Regions from separate parts of the Mus musculus genome. Here region 1 is linked to region 2. A link is a loop called in an ENCODE intact Hi-C map of the cell type or tissue named here. Cell type or tissue: gastrocnemius. All regions are shown on one strand. Each heading gives the region's core, and the rest is flanking DNA. Links, peaks and the distances in the headings are about the cores only.

Evidence for each region. A loop is a pair of places that touch in the nucleus more often than their neighbours do. Peaks named below come from ENCODE experiments on the same cell type or tissue, not always from the same donor. Only the 100,000 strongest peaks of a DNase experiment are listed, where the experiment ranks them.
Region 1: a loop joins it to region 2, with 4 times the contacts of the local background. A loop is called at or near these places in 35 of 42 quality-filtered maps.

The regions. Positions count from the first base shown.
Region 1 is chr12:108,287,098-108,299,061 of GRCm38, reverse strand. No RefSeq gene overlaps it. Among named protein-coding and RNA genes, the nearest start is that of Hhipl1, 13 kb to the left of the region's middle. In gastrocnemius, for the core only: a CTCF peak has its summit at 3,186 (motif pointing right); DNase peaks (open chromatin) are centred at 5,874, 6,465, 10,359, 10,706 and 1 more place.
Region 2 is chr12:108,203,642-108,215,605 of GRCm38, reverse strand. Ccdc85c (coiled-coil domain containing 85C) reads left to right here. Exons shown (of 6, transcript NM_001159910.2): 3 at 3,984-4,091; 4 at 7,677-7,772; 5 at 8,386-8,484; 6 at 9,172-11,964. The coding sequence ends at 9,261. Among named protein-coding and RNA genes, the nearest start is that of Ccnk, 30 kb to the right of the region's middle. In gastrocnemius, for the core only: CTCF peaks have their summits at 6,395 (motif pointing left) and 8,775 (motif pointing left); DNase peaks (open chromatin) are centred at 3,310, 6,400, 6,708 and 8,759; H3K27ac peaks cover 606 bases.

The sequences.
Region 1 (11,964 bases), core at 2,711-10,710, 83 kb before region 2:
TGCTGTGAACAGACACCACAATCAAGGCAACTCTCACAAGGACAACATTTCATTGGGGCTGGCTTACAGTTTCAGAGGTTCAGTCCATTATCATCAAGGCAACATAGCAGGCATGGCGCAGGAGGAGCTGAGAGTTCTACATCTTCATCTGAAGGCTGCTAGCAGAATACTGACTTCCAGGCAGCTAGGACTAGGGTTGTAAAGCCCACACCCACAGTGACACACCTACTCCAACAAGGCCACACCTCCTATTAGCTACTCCCTGGCCCAAGCACATACAAACCATCACATGCTGCCTGCAGATCAAGATGCAGAACTCTCAGCTCCTTCAACACCATGTCTGTCATGCTTCTCACCATGATGATAATGGACTGAACCTCTGAACCTGTAAGCCAGCCCCAATTAAATGTTGTCCTTTATAAGAGTTGCCTTGGTCATGGTGTCTCTTCACAGCAGTAAAACCCTAAGACAACCTGCTTACTTTCTCTGAGCCCGGGCTTGCTCATACATGAGAATAATAAATGAAGATTTCCTAGAAAACAGCCTGGCACAGAGAACATGCTCAAATAACAGAATCTGTCAACAACCCACTGGCTGTCCCACACCCGACCATTAGCGTCATGACCACATGTTCTGCCCCTCAGAGGATTCTCCAGAGTGCGGCCATGCAAGATGCCATGAGAACAGACACATCACCTGGCTTCCTCTTATACTTCTCATGATACAGCCCTCCAGTGCATACAGTGTTGGCCCCTCCAGTCAGCAGTGCTCAGGATCCTCTGCACCATTGAGGACAACACACTGGCTCTCCCTGCCCCTTAGATCTCTGTTGGGTTACAGGGTCAGTGCTGTAGGAAACCAGCCCAAATGCCCCACCCCCTGACCCCTCTTACAGCCCTGCCTGCTGCCCTCTCCTCAAAGCATGACATTCTAAGCGAGGCAGTGGTGGTGCACACCTTTAATTCCAGCACTCGGGATGCAGAGGTGGGCAGATCTGTGAGTTTGAGGCCAGCCTGGTCTACATAGCTAGTTGTAGGACAGCCAGGGATATGCGGAGAAACCCTTTCTGGAGGGGAAAGGAAAACAAAACAAAAACAAAAAAAAAGCAGAGCTGCAGAGACAGGTGACAGTGACAGTCTTGGTGTGGTGCTTTGCAGATCTCACGGTGAGCAGGGGACTCTCTGGAATATCTTACTGTACCCCACATGAAGCCATTCCCTTCATCTTCACCACTGTGATTGATTCCCCAACACGTGGAGATGGAGATGAAGGAGCTTGGGCGCGGAGTCTCAGTGGGATCAGAAAGTGGGGGAGTCAGACTGGGGATGTGGCTCAGTTGGTGGAGTGTGGGTTATCTCTCACACAGTCCTGGATTTGATCCCCGTGCTGCATAAACTAGGTATGGTGGGAATATATCCCAGCACTCAGGAGGTGGAGGCGGGAGACAAGAAACTCAAGAGCATCCTCATTTGCAGGGCAAGGGTGAGGCCAGCCTAGGCTGCATGAGACCTTGTTTCTCTGTTTCTTTTTTTGTTTTGTTTTGAGCAGGTTTCTCTGGGTGGCCCTGGCTGTCCTGGTTTGCCTCAAAGTCAAGTCTCTGTCTCCTGAATGATGGGATTGTAGAAGAGAAAATGAATGGGGTTGGGGGGATGTAGATTAGGGAAGATGGAGGAGGAGGGGGAGTCTGGCTCTTTTATTTATTTATTTATTTATTTATTTATTTATTTATTTATTTATTTATTTTTAATGTGTCTCTGTGTGTGCACTGCCCACTGAAGCCACAAGGTGGCATCAGATTCCCCTGGGGCTGGAGTTCCAAGTGGTTGGGAGCTGCCAGAACTCTGATCTTCTGACGCTGAGTCAGACTCCTCTGCCAGTCACCACAGAGCCTATCAGATGTTCTCAGAGCCGACGTCTGTCTATCCTTTGTGGCCTGGGTAGGGAAACTGAGGCCCAGAGAAAGAGATGCTCAACGCCCCGGGAACATAACTCAGCCTCACTCACGGCTCATTTTCCTTTGAGTTGCCCTGCTGGAGTCTCTGGGTTGTCTTCTCTTGGATCCCCTTCTCTCCCATCCTCAGCACCACCTCTCATACCTCTGCCCTGACCTGTCGGATCCCTCCTGTCTTCCCATCTGCCTCCAGCAGCCAGGCTTCACCCTTCCTGGTGCCCTTGGAGCCCCAGGGATTTACTCAGTCTGTGACTTAGCTGGCCAATGCATGCCTGTGGACCCCTGACTTTGGGTGAGGTGGCCAGGCTAGCCAGGAACACACGCAGCATCCTTGCTCGGGCTGCTTTTCAGGGATGGGCTGACTCCAGGGCCTTGATTGCCTCTGGCTGTTCCTCCAGCCTTCAGAGCTGCAGAAACTGCAGGTGTGGGCGGAGTCCAGGGACCACCAGAGCTGGGGTTGCTTAAGTGTGCTGTGGTCAGGTAGTGTCTCAGTTAGGGTTTCTATTGCTGTGACTAGACACCATCACCATGGCAATTTTTAATAAGAAAAAGGTTTACAGTTTCAGAGGTTTAGTCTATCATCACGATAGGAAGCATGGTGGCATGCAGGCAGACTTGGTGCTGGAGGAGCCTAGAGCTCTACATCTGGATACACAGGCAGCAAGAAGAGAGGGACACCGGGCTTGGCTTGAGCTTCTGAAACTTCAAAGCCCACCCTCAATGACACACTTCCTCCAGCAAGGCCACGGTCATAGTTAGAGTTTTACTGCTGTGAACAGATAGCATGACCAAGGCAAGTCTCATAAGGACAACATTTCATTGGGGCCGGCTTACAGGTTCAGAGGTTCAGTCCACTATCATCGAGGTGGGAACATGGCAGCATCCAGGCAGGCATGGTGCAACAGGAGCTGAGAGTTCTACATCTTCATCTGAAGGCTGCTAGCAGAATCCTGGCTTTCAGGCAGCTATGGTGAGAATCTTAAGGCCCATGCCCATAGCGTCACACCTACTCCAACAGGGCCACACCTCCTGATAGTGCCACTCCCTGGGCCAAGCATATACAAACCATCACAGCCACACTTCCAACAATGCTACTCCCTATGCATCTAAGGGGACCATTTTCATTCAAACCCCCACCAATGGTGATGCCTTAGGGTTTCTGTTCTGCTGCTATGAAGACGACCAAGGCAGCACTTTTTGGGGGTTGTTTTGTTTTGTTTTAGATCTACTTATTTATTTTATGTGAGTACACTGTTGCTGTCTTCAAACACACCAGAAGAGGGCATCTGATCCTATTACAGATGACTGTGAGCCACCACGTGGTTGCTGGGAATTGAAATCAGGACCTCTGGAAGAGTAGTCAGTGCTTTTAACCGCTGAGCCATCTCTCCAGCCCCTAAGGCAACTCTTTTTTTTTTTTTTTTTTTTTGGTTTTTTGAGACAGGGTTTCTCTGTGTAGCCCTGGCTGTCCTGGCACTCACTTTGTAGACCAGGCTGGCCTCGAACTCAGAAATCTGCCTGCCTCTGCTTCCCGAGTGCTGAGATTAAAGGCGTGCGCCACCACGCCTGGCTCTAAGGCAACTCTTATAAAGGACGACATTTCATTGGTGCTGGCTTACAGGTTTAGAGGTTCAGTCCATTATTGTCATGGTGGGAAGTATGGCAGTATCCAGGCAGACACTGGAAAAGGAGCTGAGAGTTCTACATCTTGTTCAGAAGGCAAACAGGAGAAGACTACTGTCTTCTAGGCAGCTAGCGGGAGGGTCTCAAAGCCCACCCACACAGTGACACACTTCCTCCAACAAGGTCACACCTTCTTATAGTGCCACTCCCTGGGCCAAGAATATTCAAACAATCAGAGGTGGCATAGGGATCATCCCATACCAAGCCCTCCTAGACATTTAAGAAATGATGTGGTCCACTAAAGGCTCTGAGAAGTCTTGAAGCCATTCATTTATGTATTTGCTTCGGTGAGGCTTGTTTTTCCCTGTGTAGGTAGTTAACAGGTAGGTAGGTAGCAGGTAGGTTAGGTAGGTAGTTAACAAGTCTTCTGGCTTCAGTCTCAATAGCAGCCTCTGCCAGGAGGGCAGCAGTGCCACCCTGGGCGGAGTGGGGAGAGCTCTGCTCCATGCTGGCACCTCCATCCCCAGCTCTGCCGAGGCTTGTGCATGCAAGAGCTCTGGCTGCTGAGAGGTCCTGGAGGACTCATGCTGGCACCTCACACTGGCACACTCAGACCCCCTGGGACCTCTGCCTGGAGCTTTGCCACACATGCCTGTGGGGAAGGCTGGCCACACCTCCTCTCCTCACCCCATAGCCCTGGGAAGGGGGGGCAGCATCACTTGCGTTCTGCCAGGCTCTCTGGCATGGTACACACACCCCTCCTTGTGAGGCCCTGCCTTAACTCTAAAGCCTGTGTTCCTGTCACATACCAGGGCTGCCTAAGCCTGTTCTGAATGGTGAGTGGGCAGGAAATGCCAGCCAAGATATCAGAGCGCTAGATTCAAAGCTCTGAGAAACTCACACACCTGGGAGTCAGAGCTGTGTTCTGGCTACCATTCTGCTAACAGGAATGCTGAGGTGGCTTTTCTGTTCCACAGGGATGGTGGCCTCGTGTAGAGAACAGGCCCTCGGGAGCAGCTCCCTTCCTAACCAGCCCAGGTGTGGGAAGTGGTCAGCGCCTCCTCTCAGCTGCCTATAATACGCGGTATAAGACCTTTAAGACATCCCAAATGCCAACTGTACCCTTCTGTGTGTTCCAGGGACCCACGACTCAGCTTAGCCTTTCCTCGTTTCTGCAGGTCCCAGCTGCAAAGGCCTGCACCCTCACTGGCTGTGGTGCGTGGCTCTGAGCTCCCTGGGGGCAAGGTGCTGTACAAGCAGGATTTCTCAGGCATCACAGATCCCCATGGTGTCCCCACAGGCTCCTCTAGGAGCCTTCCTCCAGCTGCCTGGTGTGGGCTGGTGCACCTGTCCCTGGCCTACCTTTAAGTCACAGCAAATCTGCCCTGGAAGACCCTAGTCTGGATGTAGCCACGTTCCAGCAGAGGCTGCTGGAGAAGTGATCTTTCTTCTGTGTGTCCCTGTCACCCTGGGAGGCAATCAGTCGGTCCCTCATGTAAGTACAGCAGGCATGCTTACCAACTGCTTGGCCAGACTTTCCCAGGCAGGGTAAGTCACAGTCCCAGAGTGGAGCCAAGGTCCCTGGTAGGGGCTTCTCTCTACCTCCTCTCCTGGCTCACACAGAAATGAAAAGGTATATGTATGTGCATATGGTCACAGTGTGGGTTTAGGAACCCCACATTAAGACTGAAAAAATGCGGGGCGTGGTGGCGCATGTATTTAATCCCAGCACTTAGGAGGCAGAGGCAGGCAGATTTCTGAGTTCGAGGCCAGCCTGGTCTACAAAGTGAGTTCCAGGACAGACAGGGCTACACAGAGAAACCCTGTCTCGAAAAACCAAAAACCAAAACCAAACAAACAAAAAAACTGAAGAAATCAGACCACAAACTCAGGGTCTCTCACAAAGGTTTGTTGTAGATTGTGGCGATGGACGGGAAGCTCTACAACGCCAGTGCGAGCAGAAATGTTCAGGTTCAAAGCCTGGAGCAAGCCGGGTGTAGTGGAGGCGCACGCCTTTAATCCGAGCACTCTGGAGGCAGAGGCAGGCAGATGTCAGTGAGATCGAGGCTAGCCTGGTCTACAGAGGGAGTTCCAGAACAGCCAGGATTGTGTAGAGTCTGTCTCAGGGCCTCACATCAAAAGATTCCTATCTATATGATTTATTATGTTCTGATTCCTGCTCATTTCACAGAACAACAAATGCTAGGTGGCCTGTCAGTGTGAAATAGAAAAGTCCTCTGCAGTGAATAAGAAGGGAGCAAGCCTGGACAGCTGGCTGCAGCAACTCCTCGGACCACTAGGGGGCTCCTTAGTGTCACCTGCTCTTGCTTGTAGCTAAGCCACAGTTCAAAGGTGACCGAGATAGAGAGGAGAAAGAGAATGCACACACGCACCTGCATTTTAGAAGTGCCTGTCTCCTCCCGCCATCCTCCACAGTAGTCGGGCAAGTATGTGAGCGCCATCACATTGCAGGGAGACTAAGGCTCGAAGGGGAGGGAAGTCAAAGGGGACCCGGTGAGATACTGCAGCCTTAGAAATGGCACTCAGGAGGCAGAGGGGAGTCCAGAAGTTTGGAGCCAAGAAGCTGGGGCCAGATGCTCTCCCACTCAGCACTCCTGAAGAGAAAAATTGTTGCTCTTCATAGTTTTTGTAGTTGTTCTCACTTGGTAGAGAAGGCTGTCCCCATACAAATCCATGTACCGCCTCCCTGTCACATCCCATCCCATCCAATCCCGTCCCATGTCCTCGATACCTGGGGCCTGCACAGCCCTGCCTACCTATGCAACTCTCCCTGCGAGACTATGCAGGCCTGCCATCTCCTAAGCCTCAGTTCACCCGAGCTTGTCATGCAGCCAATCACAGCTGCCCCTTCATGTCATCCGGCCAATCACAGCTGCCCCTCATGTCATCCGGCCAATCACAGCTGCCCCTCATGTCATCCGGCCAATCACAGCTGCCTCTCATGTTCTCCGAACTGCTCATCCTTCTTCCAGGACTTCCCCATCTGGCAGCCCCTGGACTCTGCCTACAGAATTAGGGGGCAGCCTGTCTCCCTGAGGGTGCCCTTCTTTCTGTTTCCTTCCCAAAGCCCAGCTTGACTCTGCCATGCCCACTTCCTGTCAGTTGAGCCCTAACTGGACTTGCACTTTCCCCAGCTGCTGCCTCTGCCCAGGTGCGCTTGGAGGACCCCGTTTGTCCTGCTCTAGAAAGTAAGCCGGAGTCGGAGTCGAGCCCTGTACCTGTGACCAAAGGAGCCAAGGATAGGTACTTCTGAACTGGAAGGTCAGGTGTTTGTCACCTAGGCATGGGGATCCTGCGGGGAAGGGGCAAGAAACAGAGAACGTGTGGCCACTGCTGAGTGATCAGGACCCAGAATTGTGACCACAACAGGACGACGACCTTGGCCCCGTCTGTCCCCAATTCCACAGCCACCTTAGGCTCCTGTCCTGTTGGGAGCTCGAGGGATCAGCCCTTGGCTGTTGCAGCTACTGCATTCCCTAATTCAGAGGTTGGGGTTTGACCCCCAGGTCCAGAGAAAAGACAGTTGGCAGGACAGTGTCCCAGAAGCCTGGGGTGAGTCTTGGGAGGCCTCCATCTCTCTCCTGTAGTGGGAGCTGGGAGGAGAGACCAGAAGAAGATGAAGCAGGAGAATTCCTGCAGGAACAGCGAAGAGGGAGCTCGCTTGGCAGGCTCTGTTGTGGCCTCTGGGACCTGGGGACCAGGAAGCCTGTGCCCTCTCAGCCATGCTGGCTTGATCAGCCCTCAGCAAATACATGTGGGGCCTCAGGGCTGCGTAGTCACAACAGCCACACACTTAACACCCTGAGGTCAACCATCCCCACGGGGCCAAATCAGTTGCCGATTTGGTCAGTGATCATTTCTCTATAATCTGTTTTTCCTCCAGCATCAGGAAGGACAGACAGTGCCCCCTGGTTATCCTCACAGGGGTAACAGATGGTACCGAGCCCTGTCTTGGGCCAGGCACGGCCTCAACTTGTGAGTTTTATAGTATGAATCGAAGTAACAGAAGCCACTGGCCCAGAGGCACAGGAAGAGTAAGCAGTAAGCCTAGGCTTTGGGCACAGTCTCTGTCTCTCTGTTGCCATGGATATCTGTGGGCCACAGTGCAACACCTCTGGGTTCTGGTTCTCACCTTTCTATTTTGTTTGGGGCAGTATCAGCCAAGCTAACTGGCAGTGAGCTCCTAAGGTTCTCCTGCCTCTGCCTTGCATTTCTGGGATCACACACTCTTGCACAACTGTCTGGCTTTTATGCAGTCTCTGAGAAGTCAAACTCGGGTTGTCCGAATTTCATGGCAAGTGCTTCTACCCACTAAACCAGCTCCCCAGCCTGTATGTGTGGATGTGGATGTATGTGCATATATGTATACATATATACGCATGTATATATGTGTATATGTTTATATGTATATATACACACACACATATATAATCACAGCAACAGGAAACAAAGACAATGTCCCAGCCACCCATGAGCCACATACTTTAAACCAGTGTCATCACCTCGATGTCCCTCAGCTTTCCTATCTACAAAGTGAATCGAGGTAGCAGAGAGGCCGCAGGAAGGCAGAGGGCCAGACAGCCCAGCCTTGATGGACAGAGCCTAGAACAGAGTCCAGGATGGGCCCCAGCTGTTGCCCAAGAAGGCGGCTTCACAGCACAGCTGGCTGGTGTGCGTTCCTGGTGATTCCACCTAGCAGCCCCAAGGAACTTGCAATTACAGGTTCCTGAGACCACACCTTGCTTGCTCATCCCAGGCAGACAGGTGTTGTCCTTTCCCCCGGACTTAGTGAGGGCCAGTGGCTGACCCATTTCCTCCTTAGGCACTCTGCCATTTACAGCAGGTCAGATGCTCATTACCTCTTAGATGGCTCCCCATCAAGATGGAATACAATAGACACTCACTTTAGAGCTGGGGTGACTGAACAGTATATGCTTTGGGTTTTGTTTTTATCTGCTCCTTTAGGACAGGGTTTCTCTGTGTAGCTCTGGCCATCCTGGGACTTGCTCTGTAGACCAGAATGACCTCAGACTCACAGAAACCCTCCTGCCTCTGCTTCCTGAGTGCTGGGATTAAAGGTGTGTGTCGCCATACCTGGCCCTGGTACAGGCTTTTGGCTTGAGAGAGGGGCACAGGTCAGAGGTTCATATAGAAATTCTGGATTTGGCCTCTGAGTGGGTGAGCTGAGGGGCTGAGGTGGAGAAGGGTGAGAAGAGCCTGGGCTTGCAAGAGACACCAGTGCACAAACCTCCTCCCACTGCCTGACTTCTCCATCCAGATCTCGGCTGGGGAAGACAGGGAAGAGGGAGCTGGCTCTACTGCTGGTAACAGGCAGGGGCGCCACTCGGAGGGGGGGAACAGAGGCTGTCAATGCCTAGGCGTGGTTAAGGAGAAGACATTGTTCCCGAGTCAGGTTTGGCCTAGGTACTGGCTCTCAGCCTTCACATATTCATATCTTTCCCCATGGCAACCTAGGGGTAGATAGATGTCACTGGCTACAGAGACCAGAAATAAGAGGCGTGGAGCGGTCGCTCAAGCCACATAGAGGTGACAAGCTGAGTCCCAATGTCCCAAGACACCTTGTATTCTGTCAGGGTGGATTCCAGGGAGCCACTAGCCATAGAGGAATGGCTGGGGGCCAGGGCTGAGAGGGGGCGAAGAGGCAGCTTTGGTCCAAGGCTTGACTTTGCCCAGCACTTGGCAACCTCTGCCCTTTGCACTCTCACCTGGAGGGCTGGAGGGCTCCCACCCCAGTCAGGCTGCCTGGGGGATGGAAGCCTGTATGAGAGACTGTGTGAGAGGCTGGGTTCCAATACACTCCCCTCAGCAAGAAAGCAAAAGGCTTCTTTCCCCAGACAAAACATTTACACTTTAGTTTTTCAAAATATTTACAGCTTTGGACCAGGCATGACGACGCATGCCTATAATCCCAGCGGCTGGGAAATGGAGGCTGACTAAGGTCAGCCTCTCACACATTGGTGGTTATTATAGAGATGGAGACTAGCCTGGGCTACAGCTGACTCTGGTGTTTTAAGTGATAGGGTTAGGGCTGTAGCTTAGTGGTAGTACATATGGGTGGGGCCCTGGGTTCAGGCCCCAGTCCTTGTTAAAATATATATTTTTACATCTAACACAGAGACCCTTGTGTTTAGTAGGGCCACCGCTTTTAGAATTCTGGGGAGCAGACAGGTGTGATGGCTTGCACCTTTAATCCTAGCACTCAGGAGGCAGAGACAGAAGGATCTCTTTGAGTCCTAGGCCTGCTGGGTCTACATAGTGAGGTCCTGTCTTAAATAAGAAAACAGAATTCTGGGGAGTGGTTTGGGCCAGGCTGGGGAAAAAAATATCTCTCTGTAGGCAAACCTTAGGGACAGAAGCCCCAGGGAGGGGTGCCCACCGCCTGGTGCACTCCTGTACCCCCACCCTTCCTCCCCACCCTAGTGCGGCTCAGCTCAGCTCATTTGCGTTCTCCCCAAAAGTCACCCAAATTCAACCCAAATGGGCTGAGCTCATTTCAGAATCTCAAATCGGGGAGAGGCAATGACTCCCTTGGACTCAGCCCATGAGGACTTGCGGCTCCCTCTGAGCCTACCTTAAAGGGTAATGGGAGCCCAAAGAAGTGCTGCAGAGTGGGGAGGCTGCCCGAGGCGGCTCACATGCCCACTAAATCACGCCATCGTTAAAATGATAAAGGCCAGGCTGGCAAGGCGGCGGCGGGGATCTATGCTTGGCTTCCTTGCCTACCATCCCTGGCTGCCCCTTCTGGCTCTGCGCCCCGCACCTCTTCTCAAAGCTCTCCTAGCTCCTCAGTTTGAATCATACCCGCTCCAATGCCGTTCCCACAGCGGATCATTTCAAGGCTCTTCCTTAGCTCCCAGCTAGACTGTCAACCCGAGGGCAGCGTTGTGGGCCGTGGGGACCTAGGTTCATTTGGGCACTGCTTATGAAATCAAATCTTTAGCAAAGAATGTGTAGTCAGTTCAGCAGGAGCCCTGACTCCGACCTCTATATCTGTGCACAACCCCCAGTGGGTGTCTTGGGCAACAATCCCCTTAAGTTGGTTTGCCCAATCTGCCTGGCCCCCAGCAAGTTCTTCCTGGTAATTTCCCACCCACCTTCTGCCTCCCTACAGTCCTATTGGCTGTCTTTCCCCGTCGTTGTCAGGGCTGGCAGCAGTCCCTGTGTCCCCGTTGTGATAGCCCTGGATAAAAATCCTTCCTCCCAGTGCTTTAACAAGTGCCACTGAATCATTGTTCTCACTGATGTTTTCTGAGTTATTTTTATTTTTTTTTATTTTTTAAGATTTATTTATTCATTATATGTAAGTACACTGTAGCTGTCTTCAGACACTCCAGAAGAGGGCGTCAGATCTCGTTACGGATGGTTGTGAGCCACCATGTGGTTGCTGGGATTTGAACTCCGGACCTTCGGAAGAGCAGTCGGGTGCTCTTACCCACTGAGCCATCTCACCAGCCCCCTGAGTTATTTTTAAAGAATTATTTTATGTATGTGAGTTATACTGACGCACTCTTCAGACACACCAGAAGAGGGCATCCAATCCCATTACAGATGGTTGAGAGTCACCAAGTGGTTGCTGGGAATTGAACTCAGGACCTCCGGAAGAGCAGTCAGTGCTCTTAACCCAGTGATTATTATTATTTAAATCATTCGCTCAGCGTGTTGAGCACTTTATGCACAGGCCCAGTGTGATCAGGGCCACCACCTTTATGGCGGCCATGATCTTCATTTTATAAAAGAGGAAACTGAGTGTTGGAGGTGGGATTTGCTTGCTGGAGTCTGGCTGATCTGGACTTTGGGCTCTTTAAACAGTACAGTGACTGTTTAAAGAGCCCGATGACTGATGGAGAGTGATGACTGAGCTCTGGGGTGGGTTTGGGGGTGGGGAGGTGCACCCAGGACCCTGGAATAGAAAGTTGACCAGGCAGGTGGGCAAACTAGCAGGGCCAATGCAGTAGTACACTGTTGACCACAGTTTAGGAGCCTGACAAGTTAAGACACCAGGAAGAACTTTGTGGACCAGCGCCTTGCCATCGGGCCAGCGGGTGGGGACGAAGGGCAGCGGGCGCACTGCAAGCGGGAGGAGAGACAAGGCAGCCATCATCATCTCATCGGGAGGGAGGGAGGGAAGCAGGCTTTCCATGCTGCCCTCCTGGTGAGATGGGAACTCTGGGCATTTAGAGGAGGCCACAGTTTGCAGAGCAACCTGGAGCAGGAGGCTAAGGCCTGGGATCTCTGCCCATTTCAGTCAGGCAGCCTGAGGGGGTGGCAGAAGGCAAGGCCCAGTGGCTACATTCCATTTCAAAGGCATCGAATCGGAAGAAGAGTTGGATCCAGATACTAAGGCTTTC
Region 2 (11,964 bases), core at 2,337-10,336:
TGGGAAGGCACTGTTGGGTGTTTGAAAACTTCCCTGGCTTATACTCCCCACACAGTTGTAATGACCAAAGATGTCTTAAGACATCTCCAGATGTCCCCAGGGGCAGAGTCATCCTAGCTGAGAGCCACTGACCAATAGCAACAGGACCATGTGCCAGGCCCTGGGCCTGGGGCTGCCTGCCTGTGCCAGCAAGGCACACTGCAAAGTGCTCAGGTTCAGCGTCAGCTGACAGCTGCAGTGGAGTGACATGTGTATCTGGCCTCCAATTCCTCCTGCTCTGCTCCACGTGGTCTAAATGGCTGGAAATGTCCGTAGGCTCCCGCAAGAGGCCGCTCCTCTTTGGAGACTTGCGCTCCTTCCTCTGCCTGGGAGCTCCACCTTAGGGGAAACCTGATACAAGTACCACCTGGACTCTGTGGGCTTTGCTCTGGATTAGGCCCGCTGAGCCCAGAGCAGTGTGTGGCCCTGGCTTCTCCTGGTAGAACAGCTTCCTAGAGGCTTGTCGTCTGCCTGCTCTGCAGTCCTCCCTCTGCTTCTAGCCTGGCCAGTGAGTTGGGGAGCTGTCTGTTTCCAGATAGAGCAATGCTTTCAGGCTGCCGAGGCTCCAAGAGTATTATTCAGAGTAACCTGGGCCATTGATTACACGTGGGTGAGCGGCCCTTCCTCCTTATGGTCAAAGATGATAGAGGCAGGTCATCAGACCCGGGAGGCGGCCCTGCCCCCTCACGTTTCTACAGATCCATGGTGGGGGGCAGTAACAATGCCTGCAGCAGTGGGCTTCCCCAACTCCCGAGATAGAAGCAGGCTACAGAAAAGTGAGCAGGCTTCCCAGGAACTCTGGGGTCCAAGCCATCCTAGCTTCTGGCCGTGCATCACTGTGTGATGCCACAGACTTGCAAGTTTGTACTGTATGTGTTGAGTGGCCTGGACGCTGCCAGGGAAGGAAGAGTTGGCAGAGGCCCCCATGCCCTGTGAAAAGCCCACCTCCCCACACTGGTAGCGCCAGCAGCCAGGAGCAAGTCCACCTCTGGGCCCTTGGTAGTCCTGTAGTCCTTTTTCTGGTCAGTCCTGAGTCAGCACGGGGCTCTGGGCCTTCTGCTCTGAGTGGCCCCATCAGGCAGGGCACGTTCCACCCCAGGCCTGGCGGCATCCACGTGTGAGGCCTCCACGCGTGGGGCATGGTGTTGTGCCTCATAAACACGTGAGGGCTCCCTACGGATGGCACATTTTAGGGAATGAAGTTCTCCTGGAGCAGGGAGATGTGAGGTGTGCTCCCTTCAGCATAGTCCAAGAAGGGGTCCCTGGCACAGCCTCTGGTCATCCGCCTTCCCCAGCAAGGAATCTCAGGTGGGTGGGCCATGGGCACTGAAGAGCAGCCTCCTTTGGTACCCGCCCTCTGACAGTGCTTGCCTGGGCTTCTCCAGCATGGGGTTCCTCCTCCCCGAAGGCTCCACATGCAAAAATTCCTGGAAATAGGAAGGCAGTGGAGTCCGGCAGTATCAGCGGAGTAGCCAAAGGTCACATACCAAGGTCGGACTAGGCACTAAGGAGGGGTGGCATCAGATGTTGGCCTTGGGTAGAAGCTGGACTCTGAGGTCCCAGGGCAAGTGACCCCGCAGCTTCCTGGGTCTCCTCGCTCCTAGTTCAGAGTCCTCGTGCTGCCCCTCAGAAACCGTAGGAGTGGGCAGAAGAGGTGTGTCCTTGTACGCTCAGACAAGAGAGAGGAATGCAGGGTTAGTTACCACAGCTGCAGGGACCTGGAAGTCTTGTGCCAGCCCGGAACAGGCCGAAGGAGACCCCACCTTCCCCTCAGGATGTCAGGGCAGATGGACTTCCTGTAAGGCCGTTTGCTCTACACTGACAAATGCCCTGCCCTTCAAGGGGTCTGCAGTACTCCCCACCCCCACCAACCCCAGGAATTCTGCTCTGCCCAGAGCTCTAGGCAGCAACTTGCAGCCTTTTTAATTTGGCTTTAAGCGTGGCTGGCGGTGGTTACTCATTTGATGCGTCATTAGTCACATTGCCCCTTAATGAGAGATTATGTGCGTTTCCCCCTGCCTGCCTCTGTGGCTTGCTAATAAAGTCCTGTGCACACACAAACATTTTTAGATGCTCACTCGAAGTGTATGGGTGAGGAGTTGCATGCAGCTAATTGGGACCCCCCCCCCCCCCGAGGAAATTACCCAGGACTCTGTGGAGGGGTGTGGGTGGGATGGGAGGGGGCCTTAGCACATACTACAGTGTTTTCAGTTCAGAGCCTGTCTGATTGAGGGCCAGAGATTCTGTGGGAAGGGAGCCTAGCCCAAACATAATCCTGTGTGGGGGTGAGGACAGGACAGGACAGGACAGGTCCTGCCTTCTTGGTCGCAGGCTGGCGGGAAACAGACCAGGCAGCAATCTGTTGGCACTCCCGGTCCTGTGGCCAAATGGGATATCACAACACATTCTCTGCTGGGCTGATAACCGGCCTCTGGTGTCTTCACTTTGTCCACCAGTCACAGCAAGGTGGCAGGGACGTCTTCGTGTCCCCATACAACAGCATTGGTAGGCAAGGTCCCATGAGGACTGATAGACATGTTTATGTGTGGACGTTAAGAGCTCATTAGAATTTAGATGGTGCTCTCTGCTGAAAACTATTTCGTGGTGACAGAGAGCTGAGAGTGATTTAGTTTAGGGTTTTGAGTGGGGCTTGGGTGACCCCTCAGGGAAGCACGGTGGCTGAGGAAAGGGTCCCTCATGGTAGACTTAAGAAGTACTGGGGACATTTGGGGACAGTCTCTGTCCTTGAGACCCGGTCCTAGGGCACCCACTCAATCCGGTCCTTGTGTCAGGGAGGGCTGATTTTTCTGTGGCCTTTAACGCCTCGCAGTGGCCTACCACAGCCCCACTTGATGGCTAAGGCCATTCACGAGGTCTCTTGGGAATCTCTTGGCAGATGATGCTGGCTGGGGTTGTGCCTAGTGTGAGAGTCATGTGGAGTTACCTCAGGAGGCTTCTGGGTACCCAAGAGTCTCGGGTGTGAGTCTGGGTCATACCTGAGGCTGAGAAAACAACCCCAGCCCTCTGTACCTGCCCCCTGGCCTTTGAACACCAGACCCCTGTATATATACCCTGTGGCCTCATTGGCAGACTTCTTCTCTGGTTGGACTCTGTGGTCTCTACAGGTTGGGGGTGGTATAGTGATGTGGAGTGACTACCCCACCTCTTTGTCTGGTGGTCCGGCACCTCTGTCTTCTGTCTGAGCTCTCTTTCACTGTCTCTACCTGCAGGTGGCCAAGGCCCTGTGACTGGCAGGAGGCCAGCCCTGGAATGTGGGGATCCCTTCCAGGCTGGGTGAGGGGGCTGCTGGGAGGGAGGAGGAAGCCCTCCGTAGGGCTGCTGCCCGCTTCCTGCCAGCCAGCCTGGCCTCTTTCCTTCCTGCTTTGTCTGGGGAACTCAGCAGCCTGCCGATTTATGGACATTCCTCTGCAGTTTTTATCTGCCTCGTGGGTTCCTCCTTCCCTTTGAAGTATCAGTGGCTTAGGGAGGAAGGCTGTCTCCTGTGGGGCTGGTTGGCCTGAAGGTGGACAGTCTGGGCCACACCTGTCCACCACGCAGTTTCCCTGGCCCACCCTTAGTGACTCTGGCTTCTGGTCTTAGGTCACTAGCCTGGCATACAGGGATTTTTTTTTCTCCTAAGGGAGCCACCTCAGGGCAGCATGTGTGTGTCCATCCTTCCTCCCCACTCTGGTTTGCACTGGTCCTTGTGGATTACGAACACCCGCCCAGGCCTGCTTTGGGTGGGGTTCTCTCTGTCTGATAGTAGAGGCAGTCTTCGAACAGAGGTGAGCACCTGCCCGGGAGGGTGTGCTTGAGCCGACCGATGGCTGTGTAGAGGGTGACACACTTACTAAGCACAGCACCTGGGCTAGGGCAGGGTCTTGGCTTAGGGGCCTTGGCCCTTCAGCCCTCCCTGGATCCGACTGGCTTCTTTCCCCTCCTAGCAGGCAGGCTCTGGAGAATTCCGTACCCTTCGGAAAGGCTTCTCCCCATACCATTCGGAATCCCAGCTCGCATCCCTGCCGCCCTCCTACCAAGAAGTCCTACAGAACGTAAGTGTCCCCACCGAAGGTCCCCACTGCTCCTGGTCCAGACCTTCCGAATTGCCCTGAGCTCCAGAGGAGACAGAGGCGGAACAGGCTGGCTACAGCCCAGGGCATGCGGGTGGTCTGTGGGTGAAAGCCAAGCTTGGATGGCCAGCCCTGAGTGGTCTTCCTTACTCTATCCTCCTGGGACGGGGCCCTGGGTACCTCATGGGGACCCAGCGAGGAGGTAAGAAGCAAAGCATTGGGTAGGTGACATTTCTCGACTTCCAGGGCAGTATTTGACAGCCATGGCAGGGGGCTGCCAGAGCGAGCACCGTATTCTGTGCAGCTTGTGACTCTGTAGCCGAGAGAGGAGGCCTGCTGGCCTGAGATTTAGGCTTTGGAGCTGAGGGATGAAGCCTCGGGAGTTAATGGGCTGCGTCTCAGGACCCCCTCAGGCCTCCGGGGTCACCTGCCGCATGCTCACCTGGGCTCTGTCCTGCCTTGGATGGGAAGCAGGAGTCAGCTCTCAGAAAGTGACCACGCGTCCGTTCGTGTTTGTCGACCCAGCAGAGAGAGGGTCGTGGGATGCCGGTGTCACCTGCCCTGTGGGACAGTGAGACAGCAAGCCTCCACCAGTTCAGGCTCACAGAGCACCCCTGTGGGAGTCCCTGTGGCTGCTCACACATTTCACACCAGTGCGGCGGGCGGCACCTCGAGGGACGTCCTGCGAAGTATGCGGGTCCCTCCCCTGCTCTGCACCCTCACCCCTCCCATGATGGCCAGCAAGGCTGACCATGGCCTTTCTGTGGCCTTAGTGGGCCACAGTGCTGGCATGAGATGGCTCATGCATCATGACTGGCAACCATCCTTGGCTCGTTCTCTCCCAAAGCCTGGCTACCTCCTCTACCTGTCCAGGAGCCCTGCGACCGAATGATGCCTGGTCACGATGCTTCACCGTGAAGGGCTCCCAGAGCTAAGGGTGCCACCCAGGGGCTGGTTCCCCAGGCTTTGCCCTCTCCCCCCTCCCATCCCCTCCATTCTGCTTTCCTCCATTCTGGTGGCATAGGCCACTGAAAACAACCTGCCGGGTGGTAAACTGAGGGCTTTCAAATGCTGGCAAGTGCAGTGCTGGTTCTGGTTCCGGGTCAGCCTGCCAGGTCCCAGACCACTTCCTATAGCCCCTAGGGGACACCCCCCAAGCTTCAACAGTGAAGGCTAGCGGAATGTGGGAATGTCCTGGAAGGTTTCATGGTGGAGGCCATGAGGGGAGAGCACGTGTCTCACCCCAGGAGAGGCTGTGGCTTTGCTCTTAGGGGGAGGAAGTGAGCATTATGGGCTGCAGCAGATTGCAGGGCCTAATGGGCAAAGGCATATTAGTACCTAAACGGGCCTGGAGGTCAGCGGTCACTGTGGGCCTGCAGAGCAGGGGATAGCTCCGTTCCATGAGGGCTATGAACTGAAGACATTCAGGTCGTCAGTTGAGGGTAGTGAGCCAACAGGCAGAGAGCTGGGGGTGGGGGGTGGGGGAGGATACCAGCCTTAGCAGTTACTACTGCACGCAGGTGATAAAGGCTCAAAGGTCAAGGCTGTGGGCCCAGCTGGTCACCTTGACCCTCAGTGCTGTCACTGCCCGCTACTGTCTCCTCCATACCCGGGGCCGGTCTCCTTAAGGTGCACAGGGTTCAATAGGGCAGCAAGGTCAAATGTCAAATGTTGGAAGTTCCCAGATAACAGTGGGTGCGTATGTGCAGCCTCTGGAGGAGCGTTAAGGCGTGGACAGGCACCTTGGAAAAAGCTGGTCTTTCCAGGCTTAGACTCATGCCCACCAGCTGACTTGGGCAAGCACACTGCCCTCATCTGTGGGATGGGTTTGTTTGTTTAATCCCTCAGGACTGACTTGCCCCGGGTGCCTTGGTGATTGGGAGGACTCCGTGGGCCTGAGTGACGCTAAGCCCAACGCTAACCCCAATACCTCAGTCACTCTAACCAGTCATTAAGAGTTGAGCAATGGCCGTTATCCTTTTCCGAGCCTCAGGCCCTGTCCTCCCTGATACCTGCTGCCTGGGGGCGATCTGAGCCCGGAGGGCCGGACTGCATAGCAATCCACCCACTCGCCTCCTGCATTTCTCTCATGGCTGATTCCTGGAGGGGCCCCTAGCCGTCCCTTAGAGACTGGGACAGACGAGGAAGCAGGCCAGGTCCATCAGGACAAACTGGGGATAGGGTCTTCCCTACGACAGGGTGGCAGTACGCAGGGGGAGGGGTGTGGGCACCACAGGACATTTTAGGACCAGACCTCTCTTTATTCATTTGGCTGGCACCCTCTGCTGGCCGGTGGGGGAAGTGTGGCCTCTGCTCAAGACCAGCCTAGCTCGGGCAGCAGACCAGGAGGCAAGACACCACCCACTCCCTTTCCCCATCCGGCTCCCCCGTGTCCTAAACAGGCAGCCTGGGCTGGAGTTAAGAGACACACTCTCTGGGCATTCTCCCGTGTTCTGCATGCTTCCCGTGACATGTGACACAGGAAGGGAGGAAACTAAGGCTCAGAATCAAGTCCCAGTGAAAGGGACCATGCCCAACTCTGGCTTTCCTAGATCGCTCCATGCCTATGCCAGCACAGCTGTCATCAGCCTGTGAGACCCTGGTAAGCTTCCTTGCCAGATGGCCTGAGAGAAACGGGCTTGGCAGACAGGCTGTCAGTGGAAGGCCCTGGGCCTAACTGAGGACAACCATAAAATCCCTACTGGGCTTGTATGGTGGCCATAGCTGGACAGGATTCAGTCCTTCTTGGGTCAGCTTCTTTGATTGCTGGGAGCGGTCTCCAGGGCCCAGGTCTTGCAGAGGGGGTAAGTAGTTCTGTCTTCAGGCTGATCCCCAGGCACCAGGTTACAGCTCTGGCTACAGGACACTCCCCCTCCTACTCGTTCCTGGAGCACTTCTTGGTGTTTTCTTGATTGTCCTGCGTTCCATAATTATAGCCCGATTATAGCCTTAGCCTTGCTTATGGTCATCAGGAGGAAGGGAAGCTGGCGGGAGGCGGAGTCAGCTTCAGAAGGACTGGGTCCCCTCCTGGCCCAGCCCGGCCTGTCTTCAGCTCTTACCCTGAACATGTGGCCGGTAGCTGACTCACCACCCAGGTGGCCAGGACTGGGCCAAGGGACAGGAGCAGGGCTTAGGATAGGTTGGGTGGGCTTTGGACTTGGGCAGTGGGGTTGAGCCTCCCTCCGCCTGCTGAGTGACATGAATCTCTGGCTCCCACAAGACGCTCATGCTACACCTGTAGAACAACATGCATGCTCTTGTGTTCCCCGCTCCCCTCCTTTTGTTCTGCAAGTCACCACCATGTCATCTGCAGAAGAGGTGGCATGGCCAGGAAGCATGGGGACCAGCCAGGCAGATAGCAGCTCCTAGGATACCCGCCTCTCAGCCTTGCCTCTTACCCTTGCCTCTTCTCCTCCAACTCCCCACCCCGACCCCTATCTCCTCCTACCTGGGTGTTGGCTCCACATAACTCAAACTGGTGTTCATCCAGTGACAGGTGTCCAGGACCCAGACACGGGGGGTGTGAGGTTTGGGGTGTGGGGCTCATCTGTGCTGCTCTTTCTACAGGGCCCAGCCTGCCCCGTACCCGAGCTGCCCTCACCCCCGTCCACCGTCTACAGTTCGGCAGGACAGAAACCCGAGGCTGTCGTGCACGCCATGAAGGTAAAACGTGCCATTTGTCTCCTCCTGAGCACAGGATGGGGGACCCACAGGTGCTATCTCCAAGCTTGGGCCACTTGAGCTGGGGGTTTGGGAGACGATGTGTCCCTTCCCCTTGGCGTCTGGAGACACAGAGTTGCCTGGAGCCCCTGGGACTTGGGCTGAATGTAGTCTTGGGCTCGTCAGTTGTGTGCTCTGCCTGAGGCGTTGCTGCTGAGGGAACTGACCCAGTATCAGAGGGCAAGTGTTTCCCTCAGGCCAAAGAGAGGCCCAGGTTGGGAGTGACTCTGGAATGGAAGGTCCAGGCCAGCCTCATGCCTCTAGGTACAAGCGTGCAGGCTTCAGGACTCTGGTGTCTAGAGCTCAACCACGCACCAGGGCTCTCCCCGTTTCCTTTGTGTGTATACCATGGACCTCACCCACCCTTGTGCAGGGACACTCAGTCACAGAGGGAGCTGGCAGTGACTGCCGTGTCCAACGTGGATGGGCACAGGCTGTCGGTCACATCCTCTGTTGGCGCCTGAAGCAAGCCCACCTGACACCCCTGCCCAGCCTCTCCAGTTCCCTTGGTAGCTCTCTGCTGGCCTCCCCGTGACCGTTTGCTTTTTCTCTTCAGGTTCTGGAAGTACATGAGAACCTTGACCGGCAACTTCAAGACAGCTGTGAGGAGGACCTGAGCGAGAAGGAGAAGGCCATCGTGCGAGAGATGTGCAACGTGAGGCACTTTCCTCCCAGGCTGGGCTTAGGGCTGGGGCTTGGGGCTTGGGGCTGGGCTTGGGGCTGGGCCTGGGCCCTGGGAATGTGGCCACCTGCTTCTCACTGGCTTAGCTATGGCTTGGGGAGGATGACTGGCTTTGGGAGTTCTGCCTCATCAGACCCACCATGCCTCACCCTTCAGCGAGGCCCCTGACCAGATCTATCCCTCCCCGGTGGTGCCAGGCCTGGGACTCTGTCTGGACAGAGCCTGAGCGCTGGTTTCTTTGCTCACTGGTGCCCCCTGGTGGCCTCTGGCCATGCACGTAGAATATTCTCTACCTCTTGCCATCTCCACTGGACCCTCATAGGTGCCTGCAGGAGAGTGGGTTTACAGGGTCTGGTCGTGGGGCTTAGGTTGGGTGGGGTGCCCTGAGGTGCACCTCATGCTGTCTCCCAAGTCTGTGGACCCCACTGGACATCTTCAAGGCTGAGTTCACACCCAGGGGCTCAAGCATGACTTTGACAGTGGGCAAAGGCCACGTCTCAGCACCTCTCCTAACTTGTGGTAGCCTCAGCTTTCTCTTCCAGCTCCCAGGCTTTGAGGACATGGGTGATTTCACAGGGTGGTAAGGCGGTAGGTAGGTAGGTGCGACCAGTGGGTAGGTTTGGGGCGAGCCTTTCACTGATGCTGTGCGCCTCCTCACAGGTGGTCTGGAGGAAACTGGGGGACGCCGCCAGCACCAAGCCCTCCATCCGGCAGCACCTGTCTGGTAATCAGTTCAAGGGGCCATTGTAGGGCCGCTTCTCCGTGGACGTGGACTGGCCCTGCCTGGAGTCTGAGGCCTTAGACCTGGCAGAAACTCCGGCCCAGCCACCGTCTTTCTCCGTGGTGAATTGTACATAGGACACGGCCTACCCTGGCTGCCCTGGTGTGATGCTGACAGCCAGGCCTCCACCTCCTGCCTCCCTCACCAGCAAACCTTGGGAAGACGAGAAGCCACTGCTCGCTTGCCCGCTCGCTGCAGCCAAGTGGCCAGGCAGCCTGGCTCCCCGTTTGAGCTCCATGTTCTGTCAGCAAGAAGCCTCTGAGACTCCAAGCCAAGGGACTGTCTGGGAGGTAGCCTGCTCTTGGTAGAAGGTCCCTCAACAAGTATTCTAACTCTCTGTCCCTTACACTGGACAGATGCCACCGGAGCCTGAATCGTGACGCGGGTGGCACTTTTCTGCTACCCTGCCAGAGCCAGGACCCTGGGTCACAGAGCACTGGGTCCCGTGTGTCCATGACTGGCTGGGAGCTCAGGGTTCCCTGTCACCTGGGGGTCGGTGCTCAGCCACCCCGAAGCCAGCTTCTCCTCGTTAGTATTCACTCCTTCAGTGACGTCTCCTCACCAATGCCAGGCTTAGCCACTTTGTAGGTCTCTCCTGCCAGGCTTCCTTTTCTGGTTTACAGCAACATAGGAAAGTCCTGGAGAGTGTCTGAGCCAGGCTCAGCATTCTCAATGGGCAGGTAGAACTGGGCCATTGCCCAGGGTCACTGTCAATGTGACGGAGCACCCCCCCCCCCCCCCGCCCGTGTGCTACAAGGAGCCACCCCTGATCCCCTGATGAGGTTTCCTTGGGAAGGATGGGGGCATGCCTGGTTCTGGCTTTAATCTGCTGTGTGGCCTTCAGCCAGCCACTCAGCTTCCCTGGGCCCCCAGCCGTTCCTTCTGCCTCTTGCTCACTCTAGAAACCACCCCAGTTTTGTGGACCTCTGTCCTCACAGTGGAAGAGCTCATGTGGCAACCTACTGGGAACATGCTAGGCCAGCCTGTTTGTCATGCTGTCTCCTCACAGGTCACATCTGAGCCTTAGCCCCTCCCTCCAAGGGACCTGTGGGCGGGGGCGGGGGGGGGGCGGGGGGGTCAAATGCGTGCTTCAGTGAACGTTGCTCGCGCCTCAGCCGGAAGGCGGCACATGGCTGTCAGGAGTTTTCTCTAGTGTGGTTGGAGGAGAGTGAGGTGCTTTTGTGAACCATGCAGATGCTGTCTGTAGGAGGCCCTGGCCACACTGCTGGCTTCGCCAGTTCCGTGTATTTACATCCACACCCATCAGCTGTCCTCACGCAATGGTACTTAGAGCCCCATGCAGCAAGCCCAAAGAGCTTGTCCTTGCCTCAGGTCCCTCCCAAACCCTGTGAGCAGAGGGGACAGGCCAAGAAGGTGGGTGACATCCTTGCTCCCCAACAAGCCCAGGCCCCGTAACCTTGGGTGGTACCCAGCACCTTTGCTGCCCACACCCTTGGGTCCCACACTCTCAGGGGAAAGGCCCATGGCCCTCGGTGTGCCCAGGGAGTGTTGCGCAGGGGCTGTAGGGGACCGGCCTACTGCTCCGGCTGTTGGTGGCACTGGGAAGCTCTTTCTAGGAGCTGCTGGATGGTCAATCGATAGAACTTGCAACTCCATCTGCCGGCCCCAGCTGGTACTGGGTATTTCTAAGTGGGCTGCTGGGCAGGCAAGACCCTTCCTGGTTCTTTGAAGCCAAGAAACCGCAGAATAATGTTGAGGTATGTGGCCCACACAAGGTGGGAGCCAAGTCAGAGAGTCCCAGTCACATTTGTATCAGGACAGTTCAGCCACCTCTGAAATAAGCAATAAGTAAGAGCTCTTGGAGTCTGAAGACAAGAAAGATCCTGTCCCTAGTGCTGCAGGGCATCCAGGGAATCTAAAGAGAATTTCTCACAGGCTCCTCTGCCCTTGTGCAGGCAGAGAGAGACAAGCTATACCCCAGCCCTCGGCAGTAGGCTGGCTTCCCTAGGACAGCCTGGGTCATATCTCAAACCTAACAGGAGAGGCCAGCAGCAACCCAGTTGAGCCCGGGGCCAGGGAGGGCAGGTGGTCTTCCGTGACCCTTCCCTTCTGGAGCCTTAGCCTTTGCAGTGCTGATTCTCCACCCCAAGCTCACAATATGCTTGTGCTGGCTCCACCCCCGTCCCCACTGTGACAGGTCACTTGGCCCCATCTAGGGTGGCCTGGCCTTCCCCGGAGTCAGAATCTGCTGAGCACATCTTCATTTGCGATCAACAGCCACGCGCCAGTGTTTCAAGACAAAGTGACCTTTCATTTTTCTTTCTTGAAACTTGAGAGGAAGTGAGATACATACTACTGATCTTTTTTTTTTTTTTTTTTTTTTTTTTTTTAAGAAACAAAATGCATGGCTGCAGAGTGGCAGAGGTGTCTATTTTCATACTGTGGGGGAAAGCGTGCTGCTTTTGGGAGGGGCTGGAGTGCCTGGTTTCTGCCCTGGGCCGGTCTTCTATAGGAGTTGGTGGTGAGACCTGCAGCTGCCCCTCCTGCCCTGGCCGTGTAGAGCTGGAGCCTGTGCACTTCGGCCGTTTCTACCTTCTATCGAACCACTTTGATTTGTGGAGAGAGAAAAAAAATAGAACTTTTGATAGTGTGGTAAAAGCATTGATTTGAACTATTTTAGTAAAAGGAGTAACATAAGATTGTGACAGTGT